Linked DNA regions of Homo sapiens: region 1 is linked to region 2. A link is a loop called in an ENCODE intact Hi-C map of the cell type or tissue named here. Cell type or tissue: sigmoid colon. All regions are shown on one strand.

What was found. Peaks named below come from ENCODE experiments on the same cell type or tissue, not always from the same donor. Only the 100,000 strongest peaks of a DNase experiment are listed, where the experiment ranks them.
Region 1: a loop joins it to region 2, with 7 times the contacts of the local background. A loop is called at or near these places in 2 of 110 quality-filtered maps.

Annotation. Positions count from the first base shown.
Region 1 is chr5:34,526,065-34,534,064 of GRCh38, forward strand. LOC124900958 (a long non-coding RNA gene) reads left to right here. Exons shown (of 3, transcript XR_007058727.1): 1 at 1-27; 2 at 2,252-2,369; 3 at 2,532-2,911. Among named protein-coding and RNA genes, the nearest start is that of RAI14-DT, 130 kb to the right of the region's middle. RefSeq lists enhancers at 497-997, 998-1,498. In sigmoid colon, no CTCF peak of the experiment used is centred here; a DNase peak (open chromatin) is centred at 4,067.
Region 2 is chr5:34,003,138-34,011,137 of GRCh38, forward strand. AMACR (alpha-methylacyl-CoA racemase) reads right to left here and starts at 4,913. Exons shown (of 5, transcript NM_014324.6): 1 at 4,636-4,913; 2 at 2,619-2,762; 3 at 1,437-1,597. The coding sequence starts at 4,882. C1QTNF3-AMACR (C1QTNF3-AMACR readthrough (NMD candidate)) reads right to left here. Exons shown (of 9, transcript NR_037951.1): 7 at 2,619-2,762. RefSeq lists a silencer at 5,050-5,129. In sigmoid colon, no CTCF peak of the experiment used is centred here; DNase peaks (open chromatin) are centred at 4,654 and 4,984; H3K4me3 peaks cover 2,266 bases; H3K27ac peaks cover 1,779 bases.

The DNA.
Region 1 (8,000 bases), 520 kb after region 2:
ATTTAGTTCCAACAGTCAAGAGTCAAGGTTTGTTTCATCGGATATCCTGACCATGGAATTCCACAGGAACTAGGGTGGTTGAATCAATAATAGGACACTCAGGTACATTTGAATTTCAGATACAGGTACATAACAAATAATTTTTAGTATGAGTATGTCCCAAATATTGCACAGAATTCATGTACATCAAAAAACATTTGTTGTTTATCTGAAATTCAAATTTAACTGAGTTTCCTGTCTGTATTTTTTTGTTAAATCTAGTCATCCTAATGGAAACTTTTACCCCCTCTCACTAGTTTGGTTGGTTGGTTGGTTGGTTGGTTGGTTGGTTTTTACTTATTAACTTCAGCTTCTTAATGAGAATTTAGGTTTTACAAATACAGTCGTCCTTTGGTGTGCATGGGAGATTGGTTCTAGGACCTCCCTCAGACACCAAAATCCACAGATGCGCAAGTCCTTGATACAAAATGGTGCAGTATTTGCATATAACCTATGCACAACCTCCTGTATACTTTATGTCATCTCTAGATTACTTAAGATCTCTAGATTGCTAATATAAATGCTATGTAAATAATTGTTACACTGTGTTATTTAGGAAATAATGATGAGGAAAAAAGTCTGTACATGTTTAGTACAAATGCAATTTGTTTCCAAATACTTTTTATCCATGGCTAATTGGATCCAGTCATGGAATCCACAGATACTGAGGGCCAACTGCATATGCTCAGGGCCTTTCAGATAAGGCACCCTCTGTAAGTGCACCTGACATATGCTAAACAATGATAGGCTATTGCAACAGCATCAGCAGGGCTGGCAGGGTGCTAAGGAAGCACACAGGTGACTGTTGGGGCACCCACCAGCATTCTTTCAGAACATTGTAAACGGTAGAGAGCTTCAAGGGTGACTGTCTGGGTCACATCTTGCCCTTTAATTGGCCTGGCTGTTGTGCAAAGGAAGCACCTGCAGCCATCAGCGTGTTCAACCACCAGTAGACTGGAGTCATTTTTCATTCTTGGATGTGAAATTGGCCAGGGGCAATTAAGAATTGGGAAACTAGAAAAGGCAGCCCGGTGTCAAGGAGGTCAAGATTGGGCCACAGCCTTGCTTCCCACAAGGTCTGTCTTGTCTCTGGATAGTGGGAGAGTTGAGGCAAGGGAGTCTGGAATTATTATAAAAGGCAGCTTTTCTTGAAGCAAACAGCCAGCCAGGCAGCACAGCTTCCAAGCTGAGAGTCTGAAGGGCCTGAGCCAGTGCCCCTTCCCAACAAGCCAGATACCCCGAGGCCCCACCACTGGCCTCACACTCTGGGGACGCCTAAGCATTTCAATTAGACTATAGCATTCTCTGTCCTCTGCTAAATTCATTACCAAAAGAAAACAGAATCGAGGATAAAAGAAGAGACATGGTGGCAAGTCAGGAGTCCTGGCCATGTGGACTTAGTCATGGCTTCACTCCTCTGAACTTCAGTTTCTTCATTTATAAATTAAAAGGTAGAACTCCATGATTGCTGAGGTTACATCCAACTCTATAATGCTGGTGTATAAGGGAGATGCAGGATCAATAAGCTTTGGTAAGGAAACAGATTTTCTCACAGCTTAGAATATCAGACTCTGTTCAGGATTCTAGATTTGTTTTAGAATGGGGCCCTAGGTTGCCAAGGGGGTACAGTGAGACCACCTGGGAGTAGCTGGAGAAACAAGAATAAGGAAGGGGCCAACACCTCTGCGACTTACCACTGACACTCTTCATTCCACTCCTGATAAGGCCCAGCTCTTAAAGATAAGGCCATTGTGGCCCAGCGCAGTGGCTCACGCCTATAATCCCAGCACTTTGGGAGGTCGAGGCGGGCAGATCACTTGAGGCCAGAAGTTCAAGACGAGCCTGGCCAACATGGCAAAACCTCATCTCAACTAAAAATACAAAAATTAGCTGGACATAGTGGCTAATTTTTGTGGTCCCAGCTACTTTGGAGGCTGAGGCAGGAGAATCACTTGAACCCGGGAGGTGGAGGTTGCAGTGAACTGAGATCTTGCCACTGCACTCTGTCTCCAAAAAAAGAAAAGATAAGCCCATTGTCCTATATGGGAGAAACTGATTGCAAATTCAATGACCATTTATTGTGTTCTTTTTCCAAGCCAGGAAAAGTCTAGGCTACTAGAGAATAAATTGTAAATAGTTGCTAGTCTGTGCTGAGTTTCCTTTATTCATTACTAATTCAATTAATGTTTATTGAGCATCTGCTCCATATCAGGACTATTCTAAGCTCTGAAGATGCTGTATTGGAAGCCTTTCCCCATCCACCAGCAGAATATGAGGAAATAGTCTGCAAAATGTAACTGCTTCTCCAGCTGCTAATTGCACAAAAGCAGGTACCGTGTTACTCTGAGGTTTAGTTCTACCTTGTTCCCGGTCTTCATTGACCCATCTTGTTTTGAATAATCATGAGAGAAGCAAGGAGAATGTTATTAGCTGAGTTGTGTCACCCCAAAATTCATATGTTGAAGTTCTAATCCCCAGTATCTCATTTGCAGATGGGGTCTTTGCGGATGATTAAGTTCAGATGAGGTCATGGGGGTAGGCCCTAATCCAATACGATTGTGTCCTTATGAAAAGGGAAAATTGGACACAGAGACAGACATGAAGTTGGAGAGAGCACCATGTAAAGATGAAGGCAGGAATCGGGACAATTTTCAAGCCAAGAAACACCCAAGATTGCCAGGAAACCAGCAGAAGCTAGAAGGAAGACATGGAACAGAATCTCCTTCACAGTCTTCAGAAGGAGCCACCCCTGCCAACATCTGGATGATCTTGGACTTCAAGCTTCCAGAGCTGTTCAAGCCTCCGAACAATACATTTCTGTTGATTAAGCCATGTAGTTTGTGGCACTTTATTATAGTAGCCCTAAGAAATGAATACAGGGCCAGGTATGGTGGCTCACACCTGTAATCTCTGCACTTTGGGAGGCTGAGGCAGGAGGATCACTTGAGACCAGCCTGGGCAACATAATGAGACCCTGTCCCTACTAAAAAATTTTAAAACAAAAATTAGCCAGATGTGGTGGCACATGTAGTCCCAGCTACTCAGGAGGCTGAGATGGGAGGATCACTTGAGCCAGAGAGGTCAAGGCTGCAGTGAGCCGTGATCGCACAACTACACGCCAGCCTCCATGACAGAGAGAGACTCTGTTTAAAAAAATAATAATAAAAGAAACAAATATAAAGAGCTTTGGTCATACTGTGCTACTCTCATTGCTTAGGCTACAAGTGGGTATAGTGTCCCATGGCAACTTCAGGATGCAAGGCCTATAATGCTCTAGGGCCAGGGCCCAGAACCTTTTGAAGAGTTGCCAAGAGCAAGTCAGGGCCTAAGGAACTGCCTAGGGCTAGAGTTCTGGGGCCAGCCTGTTCTTCACACCAGCCGGCTCTGACTTCTCACAGGGCCCAGTGACTTTCTTCATGCCCTCCCCTTGCTCCTCATGGATGTAGGAGGGCCTGTCCTTGGGCCTCTCCAGCACCTCCCAGCCCAGCCCAGGCCACGGCCCCACTCCACCTCTGTTTTGAGGACTAACTTTCATTTTTCATTGCATGTTCTTCTGACCTCTAATTTTTGGCCCAATCCGGATTTTGCCTTTGGCTCTCTAGATTAGACACAGAGCTCATGGAGGCTGTGCTGCAATTTGAACCAGGGATAGGACAAGAATGTCAGAGGCTGTTTAGGGATCGTGGAGTGGGGGAGGGTTATAGAGAAAGAATGCATTTGGCTCAGATCATATTAAAAAATCAAAACAACTCATACTTTGAGTTTCCCAAGTGCTTTGGTGTATATTGCCCTTGAGCTATACAATGCAGCCCCTGGGGGACAGTTAAGATGGGTGTCCTTATTATTTTATTTACATCTCCATGTTAAAAATGAAGGAACTGAGGCTCACCCAGGTTACACAACTTGACTGAAATCACACAGTCCATGCGGGAGCCAGCATTTGGTTTTAAGTACAAGTTCTTTCTGCTCTGCCACGCTCTCCCCGCATAGATCAGCGCTCAGAAGCTAAAGGAGGATGCAGAGCCTGGACTGAGAGGACACAGGCAGACGCAGACCAGACATACTGACTTGGCTCTCCCTCCTCAGCAAGTAGCAACTGGCCAAATACCACACACGAATAACAAACACCTTGCATTTATATAACACCTCACAATTGACAGTGCTTTTACAAGCATTGTCTCATTCCATCCTCACAAATAAACCCATGAGGTAAGCAGGATGAACTCGGTTATTCTTTTTTTTTTTTTTTTTTTTTTGAGACAGGGTCTCACTCTGTCGCCCAGGCTGCTGTGGCGCAATCACAGCTCACTGCAGCCTCGACCTCCCGGGCTCAGGTAATCCTCCCACCTCAGACTCCCTGAATAGCTGGGAGTATAGATGTGCACCACCACACCTGGCTAATTTTTGTATATTTTGTGGAGATGGGTTTTTGCCATGTTGCTGAGACTGGTCTTGAACTCCTGGGCTGAAACAATCCACTCACTTCCATCTCCCAAAGTGCTGGGATGACAAGTGTGAGCCACCGCACCCGGCAAACCTGGTTATTCTTATTTTAAGATGAAGCAACTAAGGAAAGGCAGGTTAAACTCCTGGCCCATAGTCACAAAGTCAGGAGAAGTGGGACTCAAACCCAGTGTTTCTCTTTAAGTCCATCTTCTTTCTTACTTCTCAGGAAGAGAGTACAATCCAGGGACCGCAAATACTTGGCACGCATACAGTCTTATCTTTTCCCACACCCAAGACAGACATTACTAATTGATCACAGCATTTTAGCCCAGATTTGGCCTCAGGATCCTCAGTATAGTTCTCTGGGCAGCCCTTGTCAGCCAGAACAGACAAGCAAGATGAAGACCTTTTCCAGCCTGCTCTAAGCAGTACCTATAACTGGCTCAAGTCACAGATACCAAGTGTACAAATCCATCTGATTAGAAATCTGGCTAAAAATAAGAAGGACAAAACAGACGCTGGGGTCTACTTGATGGGGGAGGGTGAAAGGAGGGAGAGCAACAGAAAAGATAACTATTGGGTACTAGGCTTAAAATCTGGGTGATGAAATAATCTGTACAACAGACCCGCATGACATGTGTTTACCTATGTAACATGCCTTCACATGTACCCCCAAACCTAAAATAAAATTTAAAATAATAGTAATAAAAATAATTTTCATAATGAGATGAAGAATCAGCTAAATCAAATAATATTTTTAAAACTCATTTTATTCATTAATTATACAATACATGTTAAACACACATATAGTTATAAAGTATATAACATAAGGAAATATGGTTCAAGATCTAAGAAGAGCCTAAATTTGTTTTCTCCTACCTGTTAATTTACAACCAGCACAAAAATAATAATAGCTAACATTGGCTGGGTGCAGTGGCTCAGGCCTGTAATCCCAGCACTTTGGGAGGCCAAGGCGGGTGGATCACTTGAGGTTAGGAGTTCAAGACCAGCCTGACCAACATGGCGAAGCCCTGTCTTTACTAAAAATACAAAAATCAGCCATGCATGGTGGCAGGCACTTGTAGTCCCAGCTATTCAGGAGGCCGAGGCAGGAAAATCGCTTGAATCTGGGAGGTGGAGGTTGCAGTGAACTGAGACTGCACCACTGCACTGCAGACTGGGCAACAGAGCAAGACTGCATCTCAAAAAAATAAAATAAATAAATAGTAATAATAAAAATAGCTAACATATTTTTGAGTACTTACTCTGTGTCAGGTGCTATATTAAGTACGTCTTCTGCATTTCCCTAAAAAGTAGATCTGATTCTTCACATTTTAGAGATACGGGAATTGAGGCTTTGAGGACTTAGGAAACTTGCCAGATGCAACCTTATACTGCTGAATTCCACGAATCTTGCTGCCTCATTACACTGTCTCCCAGGCTGCAGACCAGCACTTTCTTGATTCTTTGTAAAGGGAAACATGTCTTACTTTTCCAAATCCTTGAAATCAACTGCTTGGATAGGGAAGAAAACAATAAGGGATGTAGATACCAACAGTAAAATTGTCGAGCAAAGCAGGCTCCACGAGGCGTGGCCAATGGGCAGCTGTTGGCAGTGGCGGATGGGGGTTGTACAATATGAACAGGGCTTGGACATGTGAACCAGAGTGTCCACATGTGTAGGCAAAAAGGCCTTAGCTGTGCAGGACAGCAAGACAATGGTGGAAAGAGACTGGGCTGGAGACTAGCTCTCCCCACAATGCTGCACTCTGACATGGACTTCAGAGGGGTCCACGAAGCTAAATTTGACCCTGGATTTGTACATTTGGTCTCTATGGCCTGAGCCAGTTATAGGCACTGCTGAGAGCAGGCTGGAAAAGGTCTTCATCTTGCTTTTCTCTTCTGGCTGACAAGGGCTGCCCGGAGAACTATATCGAAGAGGATCCTGAGGCCAAATCTGGACAAAATGCTGTGATTAATTAGTAATGTCTGTCCTCGGTGCAGGGGTGGAGGGTATGATAGGACAGTATGTGTGCTAAGTGTTTGCCTTCCCTGGAAGTCCACATTGTTATGAAGGTATATTTGTCAAAGTAAAAGGGTGTGATATACCTTATTGAGCAGTTTGTAGCTTGGTTTGTAACTTTCAGCTGTCGAGATATATGGTAAGTTGGCCTCCATTTGTACTTCTGTGCCTTTCCCTGCATTTGTTAGAAGTGGGTCTAGTGAAAACCAGGCTTTCCTGCTTCTGCTGTTTTTGCTGCTCCTGCAAGCAGGCCACTCATGGAGGTGTCTGTTGTCCTGTGGTGGTGGGAGAAGTTCTAGCCTCTGACTACTAGTTTTCTGAGTGTGAGAGTGTGTGTCATACATTCATTTTAGTAATGCCAATTGCAGCAGGTGCAGCAAGGGTCGGAGTGGCAGCAGCCTCCAGACCATAGGAGCCTCCTGATCTTACCAATGGCAGGGGCCTCCAGGGCCAGCCCCCTAGTTTGGAAGGCAGCCTCCCTAATGCAGAAGAAACCATGGCTTCTTTGGGGGCCTGATTCTTTGGTGTCACTTAGGGAGTTGTTCCTGAAAGCTTAAGTTCGAATCTGCTTCTTCAGCCTTCTCGATGATTCTATAAGGCATATAAATACCTGAAATAAATCCTTTCTATATAAAACTACTAGAGTGGATTCTGTTCTAGGCAACTGACCAGCACAGGGCACTTAGCCTCCCCTCCAGGAACAAGGGAGACTCTGGTGACCTAGGAAAATCACTTTTGAATGCATTCTAGGGCCTTGTCACTCCATTGAACTTACTGTCTTTGGTAAGGTTTTCTCCGTTTTTATTCTGTACCTGGGTTCAACCTCTCTACTACGGACTGAATTCCTAAAATTCATATGCTAAGCTCTATCCTCCAATGTGATAGTGTTTAGAGAGAGCCTTTGGGAGGGGTTACATGAGACCATAAGTGTAGGGCCCTTATAATGGGATTAGAGCCCTCATAAAAAGAGACACCAGACAGCTTGCTTTCTCACTCTCCAACCATGTAAGGGCATAGCAAGAAGGCAGCCATCTACAAGCCAGGAAAAGTAGCCTTACCAGGAACTAACCAGACTGGCACCTTGACTTCCCATTCTCCTAAACAGTAAGACGTAAATTTCAGTTGTTTAAGCCAACTAGTCTATGGTATTTTGTCATAGCAGCCCAAGCTGACTAAGACACTCTGATCCTCCTTCGGATCATCGACCCCCCTCTTCCCCATCTGCCTGACTTGTATAGATGTAGTTCTGGAGCACTGTCACTCAGGTCTTCCTTGGACCATCAGAGTCCAAGGGCCAATATCGACACCACCCACCCCAGCCTGAGCTTTAAGAAACCTCAAGTCTAGCAGCTCTCCAAGCCCAGCTGTCTCAGACAAAGAAGCTGACAAACATATGTTGAGACTCTCTATGCAGCACAGTTTGGTGAGAGCTATTTGATAATGGTGCATTGGGATTGTACAGGAAGAGAGGGCAGGAAGAACAACAGAAATA
Region 2 (8,000 bases):
TCCTCAGCCCTTGCTTCTCTTTTCTGCCCACGCATTCCTTAAATGCCGGTGTTCTATCCCCTTTCCTAGTGGATCACATAGTCTCATATGGCTCCCAAATAACTCCGAAATCTGTTTCTAGTCCCTAACCTCAAGTATCCCACCTGGATATCTGAAAGGCACTTTAAAACTGAAAAGACCAAAACTGAGTTCCTTTTCTTCTAGTAAAAATAACCACAATGACAAACTTTTACAGAGGGCCCACTGTACGCCAGGCACTGTTCCCACACTGAACAATGGATGAACTCATTGAATTCTCATAGCAACTAACAATGCTATGAGGTGGATGTCATTATTATCTCCATTTTACAAAGGAAACTACAGCACAGAGAGGTTAAGTAACTTGCCCAAGATCACAGAGCTAGTAAATGGCAGAGCTGGGACGGAGGTAGTCAGCTGCCACTCTATGCTCTGACCACTGTGTTCAGCAGTCTTCCCTCAAGACACTAGCAGGTCATCTAAGCCAGAAACCTGGGAGCCAGCCTCAACTTCTCCCTCTTCGCTCCCTGTCAGTCCATTATCAATTCCCAGCAATTTTATACCTCAAATGTCCCTTCAATGCAAACCAACTCTACCATTAACTGCTTTAGTACTTGCCCTGATCTCTTCAGCAATAACCCAGTCATTGGTCTCTGTACCTCCAGTCTTGTCTCCTCAGATCCATTCTCCATCCCACCTCCAAATGTCTGTGAAAATGCAAACACGCAGTGGTGGTGCTGGAGTGGGCTCTCTTACCCACTAGCTGTGAGATCTTGAGCAAATGGCAATGCTTCCGTTCCCTCCTCTTTAAAACAACAAGGTATTCCAAATGCAGTTTTGAGAATAAGAAGAAATCACACAGGGAATGTGCTCAGCAGAACATGAGGCAAGCACTCAGTGGATGACAGTGAACAAACAGAAGTGTTATGATATCAGAGCATCCCCTATAAAACGCAGCAGGAAGGTTTAGACAGGGAGGTCCATTTGACCTTAGCATTCCTAAGAATTTTCTCTACCAGCTGAGGGAGACTTCTTGAACTTTTTTTGAATGACGACTGCTTGAAAATGATATACTAAGCACAAGAGATACTTGGGGAAAATTGTTGAAATATTTAGGTTGGCAAATATTTGGCAAAACCTGCAATTACTTTTGCACCAACCTAAAACAACGTAGGAATCACATGAGTCACAGAAAGTTCAGAGAACTGACTCCAAGGACAGATGATCAAAATATGACATTCTAACAGATATATAAAAGACATAAGTCTATTTTAAAAAGAAAAGGATATCCTTGGTAACCTGGCTTGAAACTTCAAATGTCATTTATCTCTTGTCTTCTTCTTCAAAAAAAGGATTTTAAGCAGCTATATCTTAAACTTAGGGACAAGTGGCAGGCATCTACCCCAATTAATACTTACCATATTTGCATCAATGACCTGACCCTTGCCAGTGCGTGTGCGGTCAAAAAGAGCCATTATAATGCCCAGTGCACACATAAGGCCACCACCAGCAAAGTCAGCCAGGAGATTCAGCGGGGCATACGGATTCTCACCACTTCTGCCAATTTTTGAGAGAACACCTACATCATTAAAAACAAATTTAATGTCTCTTTTAAATTTAATCTCTTCTTAAAATAAATATGTGAGCATCTTAGAGGAATAATCAATCTCTCCAGCAGATAATCTAAGTGAAAGCTAGTATACATCACTTTTCCAAATCTGAGCTTAGTCAGTAAACTCATAAACAGGCTTTCCCTCAAGACAGGATCCTTGTTTTGTTGTTTTCCTCTCTAAAACCTATTCCAACCAACATTTTCAAATATTGCTAAGTTTTTACTCACTTACTTTTGGAAAAGAAAATGATTATTTATTTTGTGGTTTTAAAACAGTAAATGCACTTTCATTCTTAGCATAAAGAAATGTAAGAAAATACTTGCAGACAAGAAAAAAAAGGAATTTAATTTTTAAGTAGATGTGAAGAGACAATTCTATACCCACTTCTTTCCTCAACTTTTAAATGTGTACTCACAGAAAATCTGAAATGTCCTATAGTCAACAACACATGGTTCTTAGAATTCTGGAATCAGGCCTATCTCACATGTCGTCACAGGCAAAAACTCTAATAAAGTGATATTAGGACCTGAAAACCATGGGCTTTTTTTAGTGCTCATAGAAGTCTGAAACAATGACTCAGGCAATGATTCTCAATATGGTGGGTGGAGATTTCGGGGTCCGGGGGAGAAGTAGCTGTCAGAATCTAACTATGTCAACATTTTCAAACCACAGAGCAACCATCCGTAGTACCCAGTAAGCCTCTTAATTCCTAGCAGGGGTTTGTCTGAGAATTGACTCAACAAATGTAGTAAATAAATGATAGTAGTGGGCATGTATTAACCTTCCAACCTGTTAAGGGATGGGGTGAGGGAAGGTTGAGAATGATTGTTTCAAGACTCAAACCGATCCATTTTGAACACCCATGCTCTCTTGATTGATTCTGATAAATGTTTAAATTTTTACCTTTACAAATTATTGTTAATCAACATACCTGTAGATCTTGATGGAATAAATTAAAAGTGTAGACTAAATTTTTTTTCAACATACCTGACAAAGCCAAATAGTTGATATCGTGGCCAGCTAACCGGCAGAAGCTTCCTGACTGGCCAAATCCACTCAGCCTGGCATAAATAAGCCTTGGATTTTCCCGCTGCAGAATCTCTGGGCCCAGCTGGAGTTTCTCCATGACACCTTAAGAGAAAAGTAACGATCTTCTTAAGAGAGTATGAATTGAGGATGGAGATAATCCCTTCTCTGAGACAAACATAAAATAGCACCATTGCAAGTAATATTAATAACATTTGCTGTAGGCTAATGGCATGTTTACAGCAGTTAAGGACTCAAAGAGTGAAGCCACCATTTCTGGAATGTGTGGCTTCTTCCCAGGATGTAATTTCTCCCAGTACATCTCTGTTTCCCTCTAGGTTTATCCAAGCCTATTTATTCAATCCCCAGAGCAGGGTCTCATCCCTTTAGTAAATCCCTTTTCTCTTTTTCTATACCGCATCAGTGTTTACCACATCCCACCTTAGCTGCACTTGCTTGTACATGCATACACTTATCTTCCCTATCAGCTCATGAGCTCCTCCTGCAGAATTTACACCTGATGTTTCCACAGGCGCTAAAGTGCCTAGCATCAGTACCTTCACGAAAAAGTTTAGCACCCATCTGTAGAAAGAGTGGTTAGTGACAATAGCACCTGAGAGTTTTTAAGCTATCAACAAGTATAGTATTTATAGCACAAACCCCAGGTAACCAGCACCTGAAATTTCCTGGGATTAAAAGTAATCAAAATTACATAATAAACTCACTATCTTTACCTTCCTAAGGCTAAAATAAATCACAGAAAACCTCTAGTCATCTACCTAAACACCAGTCACAACTCCTCACCCGGAGGCTATATCCGTATTCCCAGCCGACCTTCCTCCTAATTACAAGACCTTGGACAAGCCTCCCTCATCTTAAATGGAGCATTCTTAAATTATTACATAATCTTAATTATTAAATCATTATTGTTACAAGCCTCAAATACAGCTGTGAGGGTTAAATGAGTTAACGCATTTAAATAAGCCGGCTGTGCCGTAGGCATTCATTCATTCACCATTTACCGATTTCCCACTATAGACCAGGCAATGCTTTGGATTTCTACTTGAACAAAGTTATTCTGGCAGCTGTCTGAGAATCCACTGGAGTGATACCAGCCCCAAACACCAGTTTTTAAAAGGCTGTCACACCAGTGTCAAGGCAGTTGCAGCAGGTATGGAGAGAAATAGTCCGAGTGGGCTAAGGAGCAAAATGACTGTATTGATGATCATTGAAATTGGATGTGAAAGGAAGACTGGAGTCCATGATGAAGTACAAGTTTGAGATTCAGGCATTCACTGAAATAAATAATACAGAAGGTGGAGATGCTGTTTTAGAAGGAAGAAGGAAAGGCTCATTTTGGGATTTGTGGAAGCTGCCTGGCGGGCAGCCTTGACGGCGATGCCCAGGACCTGTGTATGCCAGCGTCTGCCGCTCTGAAAGGGGGAAGTCTACAAAAAGGTGAAAATGATGGGAATGGGTAACTGGGCTTCAGGGAGCAGATGCTGAGACTTAGAACGCCAGCATTTCAGGCAGGGAGGAGCGTTAGCCTGGGCCCGTGGATGGCTTGAGGGTACAGCACTCCAAAACGGTAGCCGAATGACCGCCTATATGCAGTTTTCCAGGAAGGGAATCCTATGGCTTTCATTAGATTCTCACAGGGTTCAAGACCCTCAATTAATTAAGAAAGGCAAATACGGAACGTTTCTTAGAAAAAAAAGGAGGAATTTGGGAAGGAGTCAGAGAGGCAAAAGGAGAAACCGGGCAACAGCAGTATCTCAGAACCCAAGTTTTGGACAATCCAGTTTGGGAAGAATGATCACTAACAATACCCTAGGAGGCAAAAATCTGGAAGGCTGGGGCCGACAAGGGTTCTTGCGGCAACAGGGCAAAGGTGTGGCGGGTGCAGCCTCGATCGAACGGCCAGGCCCCTCCCCTCCGCGGGAACTTCCCGAGAGCAGCCCGCGGGGCCCGGGCTCACCGCGGCGGAAGGGCTCCAGCAGCACATCCGACCGCTTGCACAGACGCCGCAGCACGGCGGCTCCCCGCGGCTGCTTCAGGTCCAGCACTAGCGAGCGCTTGCCCCGGCCCAAGCGGCTCACGTCGTAGCGGGAGCCGGGCCGGTCCACGCGTACCACACGCGCCCCGAAGTCAGCCAGGACCATAGCACAGAACGGGCCCGGGGCCAGGCCGGACAGCTCCACGACCGAGATGCCCTGCAGTGCCATGGCGCTTCCCAGTGCCCCGCTGAAGGAAACTGAGCAGCCCTTAGCCCCAGCCCAGCAGCCTGCAAGAAGCCCTCCCAATCCCCGGCGCCACGCCCCCAGCCGCGGCGCCGCGCCCCAAAGGCACCACCCCCGTCCCTCTTTTGCGGGCCTGCGCAAGCCCGCGGAGTCTGCGCACTGGGCGCTTCCCCACCCCCGGCCTCCCGGGACCGCCAGTGCCAAATGCAGTAGGTTGCTTTCCTTTTTGTGCAACCTAAATTCCTGAGTCTTAAATTGCAGGGACTGACCTTTGGAGCTCCTGCCTGTTACCGTCCTCTCTGGACGCTTTTATTGTACCAGGGCGATCCCCAGCCCAACTGTACCATTCGAGTCCCTACTCCTGCCTTGCTCTAGGGAAATAAAATAACGTAAACACGTAAGAACAATGCGAAAGCGTTTTCTTCCCTAGGCTGCAGATTGTCTTCTTCACCGCCCCTGCTTAGCTAGCTAGCTAGCTGGGAATTTAATCCAGAAACGGCTTGCGATACCTCCTAGATGCACTCGTTTTGAGTTACAAACTCCGCGGATTACATGTCTTTTTAAAAAAGTTTAGACTACACTAGGAAAATTATTTTAGTATCAGAAGAATATCAGGGGTGTAGTACTCATCAGAGCTAAATGAGAGCGCTTTAAAAATGTTAGTTTGTCTTCCGCCATTTCTACAGAAAGCTGCAATTTCAGGTTTTCAACCTAATAGGTGATATTTAAGAAAAAAAAAAAGCAATCGCAAATAGCCCCACTGCTTTTACAAATCATTTTTTCTCTTCTAGGTATAGCCTGTCAGGTGGCCTAATGTAATTTTTGACATCTCTAGGAATTTTAATAGAACCAGAAATGGGTGCCAGAGATATGCCTGCACTAATCTTAAGTGGGGATTTATGTATTTCTCAAGCAAGTGATTAAAGCAAAACTAGGCACGATTGAAATCAAGATCTTTTAGGCAAGAAAGTCATGATGAGTTTTAGAATTATTTTAGGACTCTGTGGCTTTCTCTTCATAGAAATAGAAAAAAAAATTGTATAAAACCACAAAAGGTCCTGAATAGCCAAAGCAACACTGAACAAAAAGAACAAAGCAGGAAGCAACACACTACCAGAATTCAAATTATACTACCAAGGTGTAGTAACCAAAACAGCATTCTATTGGCATAAAATAGACACAAAGACCAATGGAACAGAATAAAGAACCCCAAAATAAATCCATATATTTACAGCCAGCTGATTATCAATAAAAACACCAAGAACATATATTAAGGACATTCTATTCAATAAGTAGTGCTGGAAAAACTGGAAATCCATATGCAGAAGAATGAAACTAGACCCCTATCCCTCACCATACACAAAAATCAACTCAGAATGGATTAAAAAACTTAAGACATACAACCCAAAACTATAAAACTACTATAAGAAAACAGATAAAACACTTCAGGACATTGACCTAGGCACAGATTTTATGACTAAGACTTCAAAAGCATAGGCAACAAAAACAAAAAATAGGCAAATGGGACTATATTAAACTAAAAATCTTCTGCACAACAGAAGAAACAACAGAATAAACAACTTATTGAATAGAAGAAAATATTTTGCAAATTATTCATCCAACAAGTGACTAATATGCAGACTATACAAGAAACTCAAACAACTCAACAGCAAAAAATGAAATAATCTCATTAAAAAGTGGGCACAGGATCTGAACAGACATTTCTCAAAAGGCATACAAATGGCCAACAGGTATATGAAAAAATGCTCAACATCACTAATCATCAGGGAAATGCAAATCAAAACCACAATGAGATATCATCTTACTTCAGTTAGACTGGCTATTATCAAAAAGACAAAAAATAACAAATGCTGGCAAAGACGCAGAGAAGAGGAACTTATATATACTGTTGGTAGGAATGTAAATTAGTTTAGCCATTATGGAAAACAGTATGGAGGTTTGTGAGAAAACTAAAAATAGAACTTCTATATGATCCAGCAGTCCCACTACTGGATATATGTCCAAAAGTATCGGGGGAACCCGCCCCCAATATTTCAACATAGGTTCTTTCTATTTTCCCTAAGTGTCGGCCAGTCTGAGAAATAAAGGGAAAGAGTACAAAGAGAAGAATTTTACAGCTGGGCCACCAGGGGTGACATCACATATTGGTAGGTCCGTGATGCCCACCTGAGCCGCAAAACCAGCAAGTTTTTATTAAGGATTTCAAAAGGGGAGGAGGTTTAAGAACAGGGAGTAGGTCACAAAGATCACATGCTTCAAAGGGCAAACAAGAAGAACAAAGATCACATGCTTCTGAGGCCAATAAAGATCACAAGGCAAAAGGCAAAATCAAAAACTCCTGATAAGGGTCTATGTTCAGCTGTGCACATATTGTCTTGATAAAAATCTTAAGAGAAATCAGTATGTCAAAGGAACACCTGTACCCACATGTTTATTGCAGCACTATTCACAATAGCCAAAATATGGAATCAACTTGAGTGTCCATTACTGGATGAATGGACAAAGAGAATGTGTACATATACACAATGAAATATTGTTTGGTCATAAAAAAAGGATGAAATCCTGTCATCTGCAGCAACATGGATGGAACTCGAGGTCATTATGTCAAGTGAAATAAACTAGACACAGAAAGAAAAGTATCACACGTTCTCACTCAGATGTGGGAGTTAAAAATTTAATCTCATAAAGAGTAGAATGATGGGGGGGCAGAGATGAAAAGAGATTGGATAATGGGTATGAACATGTAGTTAGAAGGAATAAATAATAGCTAAATAATAGTATTTGATGGCACAGTTGGGTGACTATAGTTAACAACAGTATATGGTATATTTCAAAATAGTGGCCAGATGCAGTGGCTCACACCTGTGATCCCAGCATTTTGGGGGGTTGATGCAGCAGGATCACTTGAGGCCAGAAGTTCGAAACCAGCCTGGGCAACACAGTGAGACCCCATCTCTACAAAAAACTTGAAAAATTGGTGAAACCCCGTCTTTACTGAAAATATGAAAATTAGCTGGGCATGGTGGTGCGCGTCTGTAATCCCAGCTACCAGGGAGGCTGAGACAGGAGAATCACTTGAACC